2 separate regions of the Homo sapiens genome follow, and region 2 is linked to region 1. A link is an interaction called in ENCODE POLR2A ChIA-PET data of the cell type or tissue named here. Cell type or tissue: PC-9. All regions are shown on one strand.

What was found. ChIA-PET counts read pairs that join two places held together with the same protein. Peaks named below come from ENCODE experiments on the same cell type or tissue, not always from the same donor. Only the 100,000 strongest peaks of a DNase experiment are listed, where the experiment ranks them.
Region 2: POLR2A ChIA-PET joins it to region 1 with 8 read pairs; 2 of 35 experiments call an interaction of 5 or more read pairs at or near these places.

Annotation. Positions count from the first base shown.
Region 1 is chr3:187,848,376-187,853,375 of GRCh38, reverse strand. All of the region lies in intron 2 of LOC105374264 (a long non-coding RNA gene), which reads left to right. Among named protein-coding and RNA genes, the nearest start is that of BCL6, 110 kb to the right of the region's middle. In PC-9, no CTCF peak of the experiment used is centred here; a DNase peak (open chromatin) is centred at 2,845; H3K27ac peaks cover 2,017 bases.
Region 2 is chr3:188,134,467-188,139,466 of GRCh38, reverse strand. No RefSeq gene overlaps it. Among named protein-coding and RNA genes, the nearest start is that of LPP-AS2, 17 kb to the left of the region's middle. In PC-9, no CTCF peak of the experiment used is centred here; a DNase peak (open chromatin) is centred at 2,176.

The sequences.
Region 1 (5,000 bases):
GAACTAGACGTTCCCACTGTTTACAGGTTTGAAGTTTTAGTAATTTAAACTTGGCCCTGGTGCATGTCATACCAAAGGGACCATCCCTGAATGATTCACTTCTCTTCAGAAACTCCCTGTGCCTGGGCTTGCTCCTGGAGGGCAGGGACCTTGGACTTTACTGGCCTCAGTACAGTGCCCGGCTCACTACAGGCACTCAATGCTGTTTGTAATGTGGTGTGCTTTCCTCCTCCAGGGAGCATCTTGGGGTGGTAATAGACCATGAGCTGCTTGCTCCATTTTCTTTGTTTATGAAAGTGCATACCATTAGACAGCCTTGCCTTAAAGGAAAAAGTGCACACTCATCTACTCCTTTGTGAAGTGGTTGAGAGTCTGTCCTGCATGACAGTGCAGTGGCTGCAGCTCCCTGAAGCAAAGCAAAGGATCTCTAGCACTGTGCGGTAATGGAAAGAATATTTAACTAGAAGTCAGGATGCCAGTATCTAAGTACTGGGTCTGTGCTAGGAGACCTTATATGAGTCATAGACATGTGTATGTGGCACTTTAGAGTTTAGAAAATCCTTCCTGTACATGGTTTTATATAGGCTTCACAATAAACCTCTGCATGCAGCAGTATTTCCCCATTTTGTTCCCATTTTCCAGAGAAGGAAAATGAGTCTTGGGGAGGTTAAAGGACTCTGGAGTCCCGGAGATACTTGGCAGTGCTGGGCCTTGATATAAGGTCTTGCCAACATCAGAACCTCTTTTTACGAATGTTCTTTTGATAGCCTAGGTCCCAGGTTCATCTATGCAAACAAAGATAGTGGGCAATCTCTACAATCCTGTTCAACCCTGATATTCTGTGGCCCTATGGATCAATTGAGGCAGGTGCACTTGCTCTCTAATACTGTGTCCTTAGCACTTGAGTTTACACTATGATGTTGTGCTGTGAGACAGAGAGAGATATCAAGGGAAAAAGTGACACCATCACCACCATCTTCTGAGGATGGCGTCAGAGTGAGAAGGGGATTGGCTTTGGAGCCAGATCAAGGCAGCATGACATCTTGTCTCTCTCAGTTATTGACAGTGAGACTTTGGACAAATCTCAAAACCTCTTTGTACCTCTGCTTGGTCTTCTGAGTTTTCAAATGGATGCAAAGATACTTACTTACAGGTTGATGATTGTGTAGATCACATAAAATTGCTTTAAAAAGGCTGATACATTTATTACCTGTATGCAGTTTGTGATGTGTATTAAAAGTTAGGTCCCTTTCCTTACTTTTGTCTGGTAGATATAAAAATTCAGCCTGTTGTCACAACAAAGATTTGCTTAATTTCATGTGGCCCTGACAGTATAAGCTCTGTCTGCTGGAAGGGATAGTGAGACCACTTGCACTCCTATCCATTGGAGTGTATCCAGGGCCAAAAGAGGACAAAGTATGATTTGATTGGAAGTGAGAGTAAATGGGCACAACAAGAAGTATCACTGCATATGAAAAATAATTTGAGAGACCCTTGTCTGCCTTAGTTCATATAAATTATTGATATTAACCATAATAAAATATCCATGTTTACTTTCATATTAAAAGAGCATCTGGCATAGAGCATTGCTCAATACTTATTGGTTGAGGAAGTGAATTCATTTTTGAATGAAAAATAATGCCTTAAAGTGTTTGCCACCAGGTAAAATTGATGTTCTAGGAAGATTCATCATACTTAACTGTGGCCTTCGGTACCTTGCTGCACAACCCCTCACTCCTACCCTGAAGAGTGTGAACCCCACAGAGATTCATTCTTTTATTGTGCAGATGACAGATCTAGACTGGCAGATGTAAAGTTGTAAATGCTGAGTTGGTCTAAAACCCAGGTCTCCTGAGTCTCAGCCCAGGACCATACCACTGAACCACACTGCTTTGTCCTTAGGTTTCCAGACCTTCGGGCTTTCAGCTTCTCTGTATCATCTGCTTTTTTGGTTCCTCCATACACAATACTTGGAGGTTAGAATTGAAGAGCTTTCTGTGCTTTGCTGGGGCCGTGTTTCACAATTTTGACAAATATTCAGCTTGCCCATGTTAGTTTTCAGAATCCTCAGCGTTAACTGTTTGAAGAATATGGTTTGTGAAGGACTTTATGACTGTTTTGATTATTTCTTCCGTGTATATCTCCAAACTATTTGAGTAAAAACATTTTTGTGCTTGGGAGAAAAATACTAAGCCTTGCCTTGTTTCTAAGGAGAGGAAACCGAGGTCCAGGGTGAAGAAATTTTCTCAGTTAGATGTAGTCCCTGGAATGACAGCCTGAGTTCCTGTATTTCATCCTTTTTAGGGACCTATAGCACACTAGTTTTCTGGCTTGGACACAATCTTCCCTGAAACCCAATCTGGGAAACCTTCCAAGCAGAGACACCCAATTTTGCCAACCTTGCTGCCACCTTCCCCAAGATACTCATTTCCCAGCATACCAAACGTTTCCTCTTTCTTCCTTCCCCCACCCCTCTCCTCCTTCCCCTAGATCTCTTCCTCTGCCCAACATTTCCCTGGCTGTCAGAACTTGTTTCTTGTCAATTGCTTCTCCCTAAGCCTAGATACACCCAATGTGGTGTCCTTGACAAAACACTGTGTGGGGGTGATGCAACAGCCCAAGGTGTCAAAATAATTAGGTAATTAAAGCAGGGGAAGGTCAGGGTTTCTTCTGTTTGGAAAGACAAATACACACACAAAGAGAAAAGCAGAACAAGGAAGCCAATTTCACATCTCCTTTGTTTCTCCCTTGCTCCTTGACCCAATGTGAAAGCTTAGTGCCTATGATCAATTCTCTCAGAGTACTGGAATAAGAACCCACCTGACCTAGTATGCTTGGCAAGTTTGAACACCAAGGAATAGAACGTTTAAAGGTTTCAACACACCCTTGTTGTTGTCTTGCCTGTTTGTTTTCACACCAGCCCCACCCTGAGCTTCTACTGGTGCAATGGCCCCAGATGGTGGCTCAATGCCATGGATGGGATATTGCTCAAAGGAGTCTGTGGGTACGAAAGGCGGAGTCTCCTCCCAGGAAACCAAGCCTCAAGGTCATCTTCTCTTGGCTTTTATTTGTTTATTCGCTCAACATTCCACAGTTATTAAGAGCCTGCTATGTTTTAGGGATTGTGCTTGGAACATAGGATGGGGCTGAGAGGAAGCAGAGAGCAATATGAAATAGCCCCTGTCTGTCCGGGAGGAGCTTACTGTCTAGTGAGAAAGTGGCCATATGGGCAAATATCATAGTTTTGCTGGGATGACAAGTCTCTAACTGAGGTCCGAACAAAGTTCTAGAGATCTCAGAGAAGGAAGTGACCAACTCCCTGGAGGACTCTAGGAACAAGTGACAAAGGAGGTGACATTTGAATTATAACTTTAAGGATGAGTGAGGTTTCTCCAGACAAGAGGAGCAAAGAGGTCATTCTAGGCAGAGGAAGAGCATATTCAAAGGCAGGAAGGATGAAAGAGCATATTGCTTTCTGAGAATGTGGAGTTCATTGATACTAAAATTGGGGCTATGCTGGGGTAGGTGGGAATGAAGAGATATGGCTGAATATGTTGATAGGGGCAAAATCAAGGGTGTCCTTAACAAGATGCCTGGAATATGGCCTGCCCTGATGGCATCAGGGCACCACTGGAGATTCTGGGGCACAGGAGATGAGAGTAAATCTATAAGGCAGTGGCGGCAGCAACACTTCCTCCAGTTGTCTTCCTGCTGGGGACACACTCTCAGGTCTCCTCTCCTCAACCATCAGTTCTACTTTTCTCAGCCATTAAATAAGGTAGCTTTCAGCATCAGCCTCTTCCCAGGAAGAGCACACACTCAGATGACTGACTCCGGGGACCCAGAGACTCTCCCACCCACAGCTCAGCCATCCAAGTGAAGTGGAACTGTAGAGTGGTTACACAAAGGGCTTTGGCTTCAGAGTCCCGGTTTTGACTGGCTTCAGACACCCCTGGTTTGAACCTTGCCTCTGCCTGTTATCAGCAATGTTATATTGAGCCAGTGACTGAACTCCTCCAAAGCCTCAGTTTGCCTTTGTAAAATGAGATTGCAGGGTAATCATGCCTTCCTTATTGGGTTTTCTTGGGGAGGTAAATCAAGGGCAACACCATGCAAGTCACCAGTTAGCATAAATTTGCCGTGTTACACAACACCTGATTCATAGCACACGGAAGTGTTTTGTAAATTGCGTATGTGATAGACCTTCCAATTGGCGTTTTTTAGCCCTGTTACCAGCTTAACACATCATGTGTCTTTTGATAATGTGGCACTAAGATGTGGGCAAGAGGCTCCCTTACCTTGGGCCACATACTTTGTTTCTGAAGGTAAATGCCACCATGTACCACAGACAAAATAGCAAATAAACCTGAAAAAGAGGGTGTGGGCATGTCTATCGTTCAGGATCCAGTACTCATAGCTGGCGTAGCTGGACCCATAATCTCAAACATCCGTTTTTGTGACAAAAACCGTTGAGGCCCCCAGATCTACAGATATTTTGCCCTGTGTCGTTGAAACAAAAGGCGAATGTGTCTAGACGCTGTGAATGTTTGAGAGTTGTGCTATTATGGACTTTGGAGATGGGAGTTGTACAATTACGGACTTGGAGATGGATAATGCTTTGAAGTACAAAAAAATATTTGAATGGTTAAAGCACTTAGGTAAGAGAAATAAAACAATTAATTCACTTGTTAAATCCTTCCTCTCAGCATAAATGTAATAGATTCTTGATAACAAAGTAGTGCTGAGTGTCCATTTGCTTGCTTCTCTTTATGTTGTAATCCATGACTCTGAAGGTAGTCACCAGTTAGCATGAATTTGCCATGTTACTTATGGCAGTTGAGGGATAGTTTGCAAAGTGAAATAATTCATATTATTCTTAAATTTGTGTATTTGTAGGTTGAGACATAATCTGTGTGACAAATATGATACAGATTCATAATATTTTCAACTAATTGGCTATTAAAGGCTGGCATTATTAGTAGTTTAATGTTCTTAAAGAA
Region 2 (5,000 bases), 290 kb before region 1:
CAAGGAAGACTTAGAAAGTGAGTTTTTCCAGGGGGCTGAGGCAGGAGAATGGCGTGAACCCAGGAGGTGGAGCTTGCAGTGAGCCGAGATCGTGCCACTGCAGTCCGGCCTGGGTGAAAGAGCGAGATTCCGTCTCAAAAAAAACAGAAAACAAAAAAAAAAAAACAAAGTGAGTTTTTCGTATTTTCAGTTTCTATATGGAAGGCAAGCTTTGCTTCATAAAATGGAATATTCTCCAAACATAGAAAGGTGTGTGCGGAGGGGATACAGATGCTGAGATGAGCAAATAATGACAAATGTCCATTACACTTACAGAACAAGGGAAAAGAGAACATCATCCTGGAGCTACAAAGGGAGAACAACCTTCTAGAAAAGATTTGTTGGAGGAACCAGAAGAAAAATAATAAAGAATGTTTTGGCATTCTTTCTCTAAAAGCTTAAAGGCATTGCCTTTTGAAACAAAAACATGAATTATAAAAAGAAAGCTTGACATGAAAAGACAGCAGGCAACATTTCAGACTAAAATGGGAAATGAATAAAATGAAAAAAAGTACTTTAGGAAAATAAAAGTGCAATAGTAGAATTAACTTTCACTTTGGGGAAAAGAACCAAAAGCAGAAATGACCTGAGAAAATTTAGTCTGCAATATAGAGGGTAAACTTGAGAATGTCTTCTAGCTTACAGAGGATAGCACAAAGAGATTAAATAGAAAGAGAGAATGATCTATGTAAGACAGGGGTCAGAGATCCAACCTGAGAATGATTGAAGCCCCTTAGGAAGAAAGCAGGATAATTGTTTGGAAACAATGGTTGAGGGCATAATTAAAGAGACTCTCCTGAGCGGCAGTTTTACATAAGTACGCAAGTGCAAAGGTCCACTGTATTCAAAACACAATCAAAGAAAAGCTATTCATACATATACCCATCAGGAGTAAAGAAAAACAGCAACAAGTCCTTTAAGCATCCAAGCATCCAGATGGTAGAAACCGTTTACCTAGAAAGGAATAAAAATTCCTGTGGTTTTAGCTTTTTTGGCAATGATAAATTGCCAAAAGTAATTAAAGGGATATCTATATAGATTTGCAGAAGAAAGGCTGTGAACAAGTTAATTTGTTTTGCTTGTGTGAAAGCAACAAAAAGACAGATTAGGTTTGAAAAATAAAGTACCCTAAGGCCTTGCTTCTCAAAGTGTGGTCCCTGGACCAGTAGCAAGAGCATCCCCCGGAAGCTTGTTAGAAATACAAAATATCAGTCTGGGCGCAGTGGCTCATGCCTGTAATCCCAGCACTTTGGGAGGCTGAGGTGGGCGGATCACCTGAGGCCAGGAGTTCGAGACCAGCCTGGTCAACATGGTGAAACCCCATCTCTACTAAAAATACAAAAAAATTAGCCAGGCATGGTGGCAGGCAACTGTAATCCTACCTACTCGGGAGGCTGAGGCAGGAGAATTGCTTGAGCAGTGAGCTGAGATCATACCACTGCACTCCAGCCTGGAGAACAAGAGTGAAACTCCGTCGGAAGAAAGCAAGAAAAGGAAAGGAAAGAAAAGAAAGAAAAGAAAAGAAGGAAGACAAAAGACAAAATCTCCATCCTACCCTAGACCTGCTGAATCAGGATCTGCACTTTAACCAGATTTCCTGGTAATTCCTACACATACTAAAGTCTGAGAAACACTGGGTTAAGACATATTCTATGGACCAAGAATGGAACCAAAATTAAGAACTTAAGAATGGGGGGCCAGGCGTGGTGGCTCACGCCTGTAATCCCAGCACTTTGGGAGACCTAGGCAGGTGGATCACAAGGTCAGGAGTTGAGACTAAAAATACAAAGAGGTAGGAATATTGCTTGAGCCTGGGAAGTCTCTACTAAAAATACAAAATATCAGCTGGGGATGGTGGTGTGTGCCTGTAGTCCCAGCTACTAGGGAGGCTGAGGCAGGAGAATTGCTTGAACCCAGGAGGCAGAAGTTGCAGTGAGCTGAGATCGCACCACTGTACTCCAGCCTGGGAGACAGAGCAAGACTCCATCTCAAAAAAATAAATAAATAAAATTAAAAAAAAAAAAGAATGGGGAAGTGAGTGATGGTGTGTATGATTGGCAAACCACTCTGATGGTCAATAGAGAGCCACCACCTCATCAGGAAGTACTGAAGGAACATGCTCACCGATTAAGATCACCCATGATTGAACAAATCTGTCTCTGCAAGAACAGGAAGAGATTAGTGCCCTCCCACACTAGCTTCTGGCAAAAAGCTTCCTTTTTATCTCTTTCACTGACCCTTTTTATCTCTTAGGAGACTAATCCTGTAATTGGACATAAATTTCTCTTAAAGGACCTATCTCTCATGGAAAATTTAACATGGGTTTGAGAAACTCAAGTATGATTAGAACAGTTTTTTTTTTTTTAATCTAGATATCCACGTCTGTGAAAAAAATACTGGAAAGAAGTAGAGCAAGTTATTAAGTAATAAAAAGTATTATGTTTTGAAATCTCTATTTTTTTCAAGTTTTATTGAATGAGTCACCTATTATGGATTATAAAGATAAACTTATATTTTAAAAATGTTTTCTATCATGAAGAGAATACATAAGCAAGAAAACAAATCATAAATACCTCTATGGCATATAATCCCTAAGTCATCCTTTCCAGCATTCTCTCTCCCTGTTCCCCTTCCTGCCCTCTGTGTTCTGGCAGACCTACCTCACGCTTTTCCACCTCCACATCTTTGATTGCTAGGAAATCCACCACTCCTGGCCTACCTAAAATGTCTGTGATACAAATCCTACTGTCCTTCAAAACTAGTTCAGGCAACACCTTCTCCCTGAAGGCTCCCCTGATAGTGGAACCTTTGTTTTTGTTTATGTTTTTTTTTTTTTTTTCTGAGAGCTAGTTCGCCCAGGCTGGAGTGCAGTGGTGCGACCTTGGCTCACTGCAACCTCCGCCTCCCGAGTTCAAGCAATCCTCCTGCCTCAGCCTCCCAAGCAGCTGGGATTACAAGCACCACCACCAAGCCCAGCTAATTTTTGTATTTTTAGTAGAGATGGGGTTTCACCATGTTGGCCAGGCTGGTCTCGAAATCCTGACCTCAGGTGATCCACCCACCTTGGCCTCCCAAAGGGATGGGATTAGAGGCGTGAGCCATCGCGCCCTGCTGAACCATTGTTATTGTAACCCTCCTCCAGTTTCCTATATATCTCTTCAGGTATCTAATACTTCATATCTCATATTAGCAGTAGTAGTAGTAATCATAAAGTAGTGGCAGTAATGCTGTAATGTGTTTGCTGTATTGTGAGTTCTTCAAGGCCATTTAGTGTTTTGAAATCACCTTGGTTATAGTAAGCATCAACAGGCAATTGCTAAGTGAATAACTAATAATTTGTCCTAAGGTTTGAGGCAGGTCCAAAAGAGCAAGAGAATGGAAACATCATGCTATTTCTTCTCTCTTCTTTTACCAGCTGTGTAGCATTCCTTTGCATTTGGTTAATATAGCAAGCAAGTTTCAATATCAGTAGAAAATACTTAAGTGGTTTTTTAAAAACATAAAATACCAAAAGAACATGTTGTATCTCTATTTAAACCAACTTACTATCCTACATTGGGCAGCTTGCCTCCTCAGATCCAGAGGAACTGTTTGCTGTAATATTAGAAAAAAATGAGTTTAGATTAAGAGCTCTCTAAGGCCCTTTCCAAATCTAGCCTTCTATAATTCTTAAATGATGATAAAACCAAATTTGGCTTTCAGGGATTTCAGTTGTTGTGTTTCAGATATTATAATGTCAAAGTACCATAACAATTAATAATGCTGATTTACCGAGTGCTAATTCTGATTCTTTCTTGGTTCTTACATCATCCAATCTCTTAGAGTATAAGTTTTTCTTTCTAGAACAACTTGAAGCCAAGAGCGTTCTCTCTGAGCCGTTTGCCTTCTAAAGTGAACGCATGCATTCTGCAGCCACAGCTGGCCCCAGTTAACCTTTCTCCTAGCCACCAGTGCATGGGCCCATAAGACTCAGCAATCCCAGTTTCTGAAGGAGCCCATTGTCACAACAAACAGTCAACAATTAAATTTTCTTGCACGCTAGTTCTAAGCTAGGCAAGTGCCACTTTATTCTCAGTGTATATCCCCAGCTCCAATTAAATGACCAACTTTTAATACATTCAGGGGAAATTTTATTGATAATCTATTAGGTACATAGTTATACCTTGTAAACTGTGGATGTTATAGAACATATAATGAGCCATAATACAAACCACTAGCATTTGTTTTCAATTTTACTGTTTATGAATAATTTCCACATACCTGTGGAATTCATATCAATGATTGTTGAGTTTCCAATGTGTTATAGTTAGGAAGCATCAACAGAGGCTTGCTCTTTACAGCTTTGCTGTGGTCAACACAGTGCAGAGTCCAGTAGTGAATCCTGCTACACAGATATGGGTAGAGGCCATTCTATGTTGTTCATTCAACCACAGGTGATCACTCTGTATATTTATATGTTGTCTCAACGGCCCAAGTACAAGTCAGGTTTTTCTTTCTCTATGAAGCCTTTGTAGATCCCCACCTCTCCAGACAGAAATATCTTTTATCCTCTGAATGCCTATAGCACTTTTCCTATAACTCGTTTATTAGATTTTTTCATTTTTATGTTTTTAAAATTTTTAGCTGGGCATGGTGGGTCATGCCTGTAATTCCAGCACTTTGGGAGGCTGAGGCGGAGGTTGCAGTGAGCCGAGATGGCGCCATTACTCTCCAGCCTAGGCAACGAAAGTGAAACTCCATCTCAAAAAAAAAAAAAAAACAATTTTTTTATTACACTTTTTTTCTTCTGTTTTTTTTTTTTTCTAACTTTTACTTTAAGTTCAGGGGTACATGTGTAGGTTTGTTATTTAGGTCAATTCATGTAATAGGAGTTTGTTGGACAGATTATTTCATCACCCAGGTACTAAGCCTAGTACCCATTATTTTTCCTGATCCTCTCCCTCCTCCCACCCTCCACTCTC